Linked DNA regions of Homo sapiens: region 1 is linked to region 2. Evidence: read pairs that join two places in POLR2A ChIA-PET (ENCODE). Cell type or tissue: A673. All regions are shown on one strand.

Evidence for each region. Peaks named below come from ENCODE experiments on the same cell type or tissue, not always from the same donor. Only the 100,000 strongest peaks of a DNase experiment are listed, where the experiment ranks them.
Region 1: POLR2A ChIA-PET joins it to region 2 with 5 read pairs; 2 of 35 experiments call an interaction of 5 or more read pairs at or near these places.

What each region holds. Positions count from the first base shown.
Region 1 is chr5:109,346,503-109,350,502 of GRCh38, reverse strand. The region is part of intron 7 of PJA2 (praja ring finger ubiquitin ligase 2); the gene reads left to right. Among named protein-coding and RNA genes, the nearest start is that of PJA2, 61 kb to the left of the region's middle. In A673, a CTCF peak has its summit at 3,201; no DNase peak of the experiment used is centred here.
Region 2 is chr5:109,178,831-109,182,830 of GRCh38, reverse strand. FER (FER tyrosine kinase) reads right to left here. Exons shown (of 20, transcript NM_005246.4): 18 at 1,930-2,084. It overlaps LOC124901040 (a long non-coding RNA gene), which reads left to right and starts at 2,078. Exons shown (of 2, transcript XR_007058897.1): 1 at 2,078-4,000. In A673, no CTCF peak of the experiment used is centred here; a DNase peak (open chromatin) is centred at 1,950.

The sequences.
Region 1 (4,000 bases), 170 kb before region 2:
ATCATTCAGAATCGGTATTACTATCTTCGTTCTTTAAAAACTGAATTGTATTTTATTCTTTAGAACAAAATTTTATGCTGATAAAGGATTATGCTACTTTAAACCTACATGTATTCTAGATAGGGTGATTTAGGCTAGTTGTCTTTCTGCCTCTTCGACTAACTATTGTAAATACATTGTACTGCCTAAAGGTATAGATAGTTTTTTTTTTTTTAATTTTTATAGATTTTCATACTAGTGGCTTAAAAGGCTATCTTTTGCTTGTGTTGCTTATAAGTGATCCTGGATCATCTTAAATATATGACAGTACCAAGGCAATAAATTATTTTTACATATATGAAATTTCAGGTGTTACTAGCACTGCAAATATGCAGATAATCATTAGAAAGAGATAATGAACCCATTGAGACAAACATATATCAAAGCATAATTAGCCTGGAATAACCTCCCCAAATGAAAGTTACTATAAATAACATCCCTTATTTCTGTTTATGTGTAGCACAAATGAGTTCTTGCAAGCAGGTTCTATCTTGAGTAGTACATATGGGGAATTGGAGGAGATTCATAATTATAGCTATGTGAGAAGGAAAGGGACTGATAACAGGATCTTACCTTCCATTTCCTATCTTGCAATGGGAAAGTTCAATATAAGGAATTCTAAACTAGAACAAAGAAGTAGAGTAACAAGGGATTGGCTAGGAGGAAATAAAGATAATTACACAGAATATGGGAAAAGCGCATATAAGGAGCAGCCACCACCTGTCTGGCAAAGCTAGGACAACCCAAGGAAGAGTCCCTAGTCCATCTCAGGGCTGAGGTCACCTTGATGGAAATGGCACAGCTGTGGCTTGCTGTATGAGAGAGAAGTCACTTGGGTATGTGCTGGTGAAACTTGCTGGAAGTCAGCTCTCTTAGGGTGCTGAGGAAAGCTATTCATAGGAAGGTTTCTAACTGGAAGTGCTGTACTGCAGAACTGTCCAACATGGATGCTGGGGGAGGCTGCCACCTACTAAGTGCATTACAGGAACTGGCTGCTAGAGAAGCTGTGTGCACTGAGTCTAGTGCTAGAGAAAGCCACGAACATCACTCTAGTCCCAGTGTGCTCTGTCAAGCAAGCACACTGGGACAGAAGGAAGGCCCTTTCCTCCAGCAGTGTTCTTCAACATCCTCTGTGAACAAAGCTTAGCATCATGCCAGCTGTTAGGAGGGAAAGTATTTAAACAGCCCAGATTTTCACAGAGCCGACACAATAGTGAATATGGATTTGTGGAGCAATAATTCCATAAATGGAACATTCCAGCACTTTGATAACTTGGCTTCCATATATACCTTTCAATGCACATTTAAATTTCCATCCATCAATAGAATTGTATTTCCACCCAACAAAATACAGCTATTACTACAAATGAAGTTTCACCCATTTCCCAGAATGAGCAGATGGCTAGTTCCAAGAGGCATTGTATCCATCGCTAGTTATGCATTACTCCACACATTCATAGTAACACTGAATATTCTCTTATATAAAGACTAAATTGCAAATTTAACTTCCAACAACTGGCATATTGAAATAGAAATGGGAAAGAGGAAAAGTAAACTGTTAACATATATAAATAAGCAGATACATAAAACAAGCACATAAAATATGCAGAATTACTAATCCTTGTTCTGTATTTGCTCATGAGACTGAATGATAGCTATAACTTCTTTCTTCCATGACCCAGTCATATTTTCCCTGCCCTCAGCCAGAAGCTCACTCAGCTGGTTAGGATTCTTTACTTGGTAGAATAACCCAGACCTACACTGTTTATATCTTCAGTTCTTTCTTTTTTTGTCTGCTGTAGTTCTGGTAACTTTACTGTTGGGCATGAAAGCAGTAAGAGATTCACACTCCAGGTGAGATTATCACAGGGTTTTCAAGCAGAGGAAGCCTAGTCTGTGGAGGGCACACTGTTTCTACTGGTAACAGGAGGCTCAGAGTGACTTGGGGATTCAAAGTTATCAGTTTCCTCAGAGTTCAGTCAGATGTCTTCATTCCAGGTTTCAGAATCTTATTCCTTAACCAATCAATGGTAAAACTTTTGAGAAATTTGATGAGACTAAGAAGTCAACTCTAATTTTCATTTAGCAATCCACACAATTACATTTTGCGTTTGATTTTTAGGAGCAAGAGCATCTTTTAGGGCTGTCGTGGATGCTTTCTGGCTCTCATACCCTATTGTGAGGTTTAAGAGACCTGAGTTTGTAATTTTTTTCTGTAAGTGCACAAGGGCACTCTTAATAATCCATCTCACATCACGATTTTTACAGTTAGATCACTGTTGCCGTAAGATCAAGTATAGGAGCTATCTGGGCTTTCAAGACACATGCTTCAGTTGGATCTTCATCACTGTCAACCACAGTGATACCTTGATTAATTGTGATGCCACTACAGACTATGGATTAATAGCATCCCATTCTCATTGGCAAGGAGCTCAACACTGAGCTCAAGCTCAACAGGTGTAACCAAACCAACCCCCAAATCCTTTTCTTGCCAGTTCTGTGTCCCGGGACCACTCTTAATATGAATTCTGTACCAGTCTGAGTTCAGTCCCAAGAGAGAGAAATACAGTAATTTGAACAGGGAAAATTTACTGTAAATATTAACTGCAACAGAAGTTTAGAATACCAAGGGATTGGCTAGTAGGAAGTAAAGCAAACTCTAAAGAATATAGGATTAGCAGATTTAAGAAACAGCTTTAGGGCTGAGATGGAGCACTCTACTTCCCTCCTGTCTAAGGCTGAGAGCCAGACCTTATTGGGAAGGACACAGCCATGGCTTATGGAGGAGTATTTATGGTACTGTGCTGGCAGAACTTGCTGGAAATTTGCCTTCTGGAACATGGCAAAAATCTGCCCTCTGGGGCAAGAGAAACTTCACAGTGATGTGACCAAGCCCCTAGGTACTCTGCTGCAGAACCACCTAAGATGAGTACAAGGAGAAGCTGCTGGCAACCTTGTCCTGTAATTACCAGTTACTGGATAAGCAGCATGTGCTTCAAGAGCCAGGCACTGGAGAAGCCACCCACACTGGAGGAGTCTGATGCTGGAGAAGCCATCTGTGCACAGGGAAGCCTGGCACACTGCAGGGGCAAGCCCAAGGGAACCATGAAGCAAAGTCCTTTCCTTGTGTCTCTCCAGCACCTTCTGCTGACAAAACTTAAAATCATGTCAGCTAACAAAAGGAAAAATATTTAAAAGGCCCAAATCTGTTTTCAAAGGGCAGAAATGAAAGGTGTATTTGGAGCTGAGAAGCAATAATTCAATTACTGGAACAGTGTTTCTTTCTTTTTGCAGTGTTTCTCTGCATATCCAGAGTCAAATTTAGTGTTCAATAATATTAACTATGTTTATTAACTCTTTGTGAACCGTTTTGCTTTTTCCTTTTTTAGTCCTGATTTTGCTTTGGGCTTGGCCCAAGGCAAGTTGTAATCCCTATTATAAGTCATCTCAAATTCTTTTTGGGAATATCTATGGTAGGACCTTAGGCATGTATAAATATTATGTTTGCCATCCAGAAGAATAGAGTGTTAGCTAAGCTATCAGGCAGAATTCTTCTTCTATATGGGAAACCTGGCTTGTTCATTTTTTTTTATTATGGTAAAATAAACATAATATAAAATTTACTATTGCTACAGTTTTTTAAAGTGTACAGTTCAGTGTAATCAAGTGTATTCACATTGCTGTAAACAGTAACTCCCCATTTTCCCATCTTTCCAGCCCCTGGCAACCACCATTCTGTTTTCTGTCTCAATGAATTTGACTACTTTAGGTATCTCATGTAAGAATCATACAGTACTTATCTTTCTGTGACTGGCTTATTTCATTTAGCATAATGTCTTCAAGGTTCATCCATGTCGTGGCATGTGTTAGAATTTCCTTCCTTTTCAAGGCGGAGTAATATTTCACTGTATGTGTATATCACATTTTGCATATTCATCCATCCACCAATGAACAGTTGATT
Region 2 (4,000 bases):
TCCTTATTACTTACTTAAAATGCTTTGGGTCTGGCTGTTAGATATATCCAGAATTGAAACTTTAATTTGTAAATACAACACTTTAGTCAGCTTGAAATTCAAAAACTATACCGTGATCAAGAGGCAGAATTTTACTTGGCAAAATTGTTTAAGAGTAAGAGGACTTTTAAAGGCTATATAACACAGAGAATCTGGCAGAGTTAAGAGCAAATTCAAGGACTCCCAAGCCCAGTTACAGCTTCCTTAGTGCTTGAAAATGTTTTGTCATCTAACAAAAACCTTTGTGTAAATATTGAGTATTATAATCTATCTTTTATCCTGTGATCATCCCCCTTAGTAATATAATCTGACCCTAGAGTTAATAACAACAATCACCCCAGAGAGGAATCACTATGGAAAATAGCAGCTCTGCCATTTTTTCTAGATTCTAAGGAATAGTGGAACTGGCTTGCAATCACTAGAAAGCTCATAAGAAAGAACCTCTCTTGCTGACACGCTGAAAGACAAACTAAGGGTGAGGGTTAGCATCTGTGGTAGCTGGGTCAGCCCCAATCAACTTCCAAACCAATTACATTCAAAAGCTTTATCTGGAAAACATTTGGTGGTTCCTCAAAAAGTTAAACATAAAATTACCATATGACTTCTAGTATATACCCAGAATAATTGAAACCTGCCCAAATATACAAAAATGGATAAATAAATGGTTGTATATCCATACAATGGATTATTCAGTCCTAAAAAGGAATGAAGTACTGATACATGATACAAGATGGATGAACCTCAAAAATCTTACGCTAAGTAAAATAAGCCAGACACAAGATATCGCATACCGTATAATTCCATTTGTATGAAATTCCCAGAATAGGTAAATCCACAGAAATAAAAGGCAGATTGGTGGCTACTAGGGGACAACGGAACGGAAGAATGGGAGGAGGATGCTTATTGGTGACAGGGTTTTATTTTGGAGTGATGAAAATGTTTTGAAACTAGAGGTACTGGTTATACAACATTGTGAACTGTACTAAATGCCAATGATTGTTCACTTTAAAGTAATTAATTTTATGGTATGTGAATTTCACCTCAATTTTTTAAAAAAGCTTTCTCTAATTTGGGAATTAAATTAAGGCATTTATAAATGCTTTACAAATTAGTTTCCATAATGAGGTAATTTTTCATTTTAAATCAACAAAGAATCATTTTACATTTTTATTCAAAACATACCATACCCATTCACCAATCCATGGCTCATATGCTGCTTCCCTTAATGAAAATATAATTTCTAATTTTATTTAAAGCACACTTTTTTTTTCTCTTAAATTCTTGAGTTGTCATCCATCTTGTAATGGCCCATTTCATCCCAACCACAGATAATGCAAGTTATATTTATTTCCAATTACAATGACGCATAAAAATTCAAGTGAAAAAAATCCCTGCCGTTTTAAAATGTAATTCCCATCTCCTTCTTTGCTCAAGATTTATATCAGTTCCACAGACTGAGATGCTAAGAAACCATGTCGATTTCAGAGTGAGAAACTAAAGAACTGATTGACTTAATATTTTAGGAACCTAACATCAGATGAGGTTATTGGACCAATTATAAGACATTCGAAAGAAATGGTCCAGAGCCACAACAACGCTTACTCTGTATAATCTATTACAAAGTCATTTTTTTTTGGTATAAAAACTCTTTCTCAGATGTATAGTCATATTTAAAAGTACTTATATCTACCTTTTTAATATAGCAATGTTACATATAGAAATCTGATCAATAATTTCAACAAATTAAAAGTATGAAATTCACTTATTTGTGTTGATCCTCAAATCATTCTAACTTGCATTCTGTGCTACCCCTGTAAATATTGCTTGTGAATGTTTTATGCTGATGCCGTTCATTTTTACCATTAAAAAAAAAATGTGGTCTATTCTTACCATAATTAAGAGCTTCCGGTGCTGTCCATTTAATGGGAATCTGCTTTAAGCCAGAAGATGAATACACTCCACCATCCTCTTGACGAGACATTCCAAAGTCACTGATTTTCAGAACATTATTTTCACCTACCAGGCAGTTTCTTGCAGCAAGGTCCCTAGGTTACAGTAAGACACAGAAAACGCCTATTAAAACAAATTGAAAGCCACTTTCACATTTATGATTTCCACACTTTGCATTTTTACATTTGCAATGTATTTATAATGAGGTTAAGAATGCTTGTGATTTACCAGTCCTCATCTTTTCTGTCATAGGTAAAAAACATCCATGAGAACATATGCATATGGAGTAGGCCACATGCTAGTTTTCTAGGTACCACATATATTTCCATTTAAATAGAAAAACACCGATTCTAGCTTTAAAAGAGAAAATTACAGAGAAGAGGCTAAGCAAAGTTGGCATTATTTCTCCTTTGGCTTTCCTAGAGCAGCATTGTCCAATAAAGTAGCCATCTGCCACATGTGCTGCTGGACACCTGCAATGTGGCTAGTGTGACCAAGAAACTGAATTTTTCATTTTATATACTTTTAGTTACATTAAATAGCTGCATGTGCCTAGTAGATACTGAGTAGACTCTGATAAGACAATTCTTAGGGCTTCCCAAAGGTTGGAAAGTGGCTGAGGTACCAGAGAGTTTGGCAACTCTTTTTCTGCTGCATCTGGCCCTGTCTCTCTCTAGCCCACCTCATCTTGTCCAGTCTCCCTATCATTAATATATCCCATCCATACTGGGCTTCTTTTTGTCCCCAAATGCAGGACGAGTTCCCTAAATGAGGCAAGCTTGTTTGCACTGTATACCCTTTGCACTTAGCTGTTCCGCTTTGCCTCCAGTGTTCTTCCAGTTTTGCATAGCTGGCTCCTCTTCATTCATTCTTAGCCCAAACGCTCTCTCTTCAGAGAGTTCTTTCCTGACCACTCTAATCTTCCAAAGTATTTCTGGTGGGGAGGACATTCAATAACCAAATTCATATACAGCCATCCCTTGGGATCCATGATTGGTTCCAGGACCCCCCCTCAGATACCAAAATCCAAAGATGCTCAAATCCCTGATATAAAATGGTGTAGATTTGCATATGCACATGATCCTATATACTTTAAATCATCTCTAGATTACTTATAATACATAATACATTGTAAATGCTATGTAATAGTTGTTATATTTAGGGAATGATGACAAGGAAGTTTGTATGTTTAGTACAGACACAACTATCCATTTTAAAAAAAAAATCTCTGGATGGTTGAATCCACAGATGTGGAACTTACAGATACAGTCATATACAAAAATAACAAATAACCAAGTGGAGCTTGTCCTAGTAACACAAGGTTGGTTTAACATTTTAAAAGTAATCGATGTTATTCACTAGAGTAACAGAACATAGGAGGGAAAAACTTGATCATTCCAACTGATGCAGAAAAAGCATTGGACAAATATTCAAACCCATTGGTAAAACAATCTAGAAATATTAAGGAATTTATTTAACCTGACAAAGGGCATACACAAAAACTTAAATCCCTAACATTACACACTTAAATGGTGAAAGGCTAAATTTTTTTCTATTGAGGTCAAAGCAAGGATACCTGTTTTCACCACTTCTAGTCAAAGGGTTCTCTTGGAAACAATTTTACTACTTTTCTGATATCTGCCTCTCAATTTTGTGTTTTCTCTTATGTCTTTTTCAATTTGAAAATCTGATGTTTTTTACACAGAATATCTTTGGGAATGTTTATAACAAGAACTAGAATTAATGATTTACAAGGCTGCAAAAATACACAAAGTATTCTTGTAAGCAGCAAACAACTGGAAAATAAATTCCATTTACAGTAGTTCCAATAAGGCAAATATCTAAAAATAAATCTAACAAAAGACAAGTCCTTTATACTACAAAACTTGACTGAAAAAAATCATGTGAATATTAATTAAAAAATATGTGAATATTAATATGGCAATTCTGCCCAAATTAATGTATAGATTTAATGCACTCACAACCAAAATTTCTGGCTGATGTGTTGTAG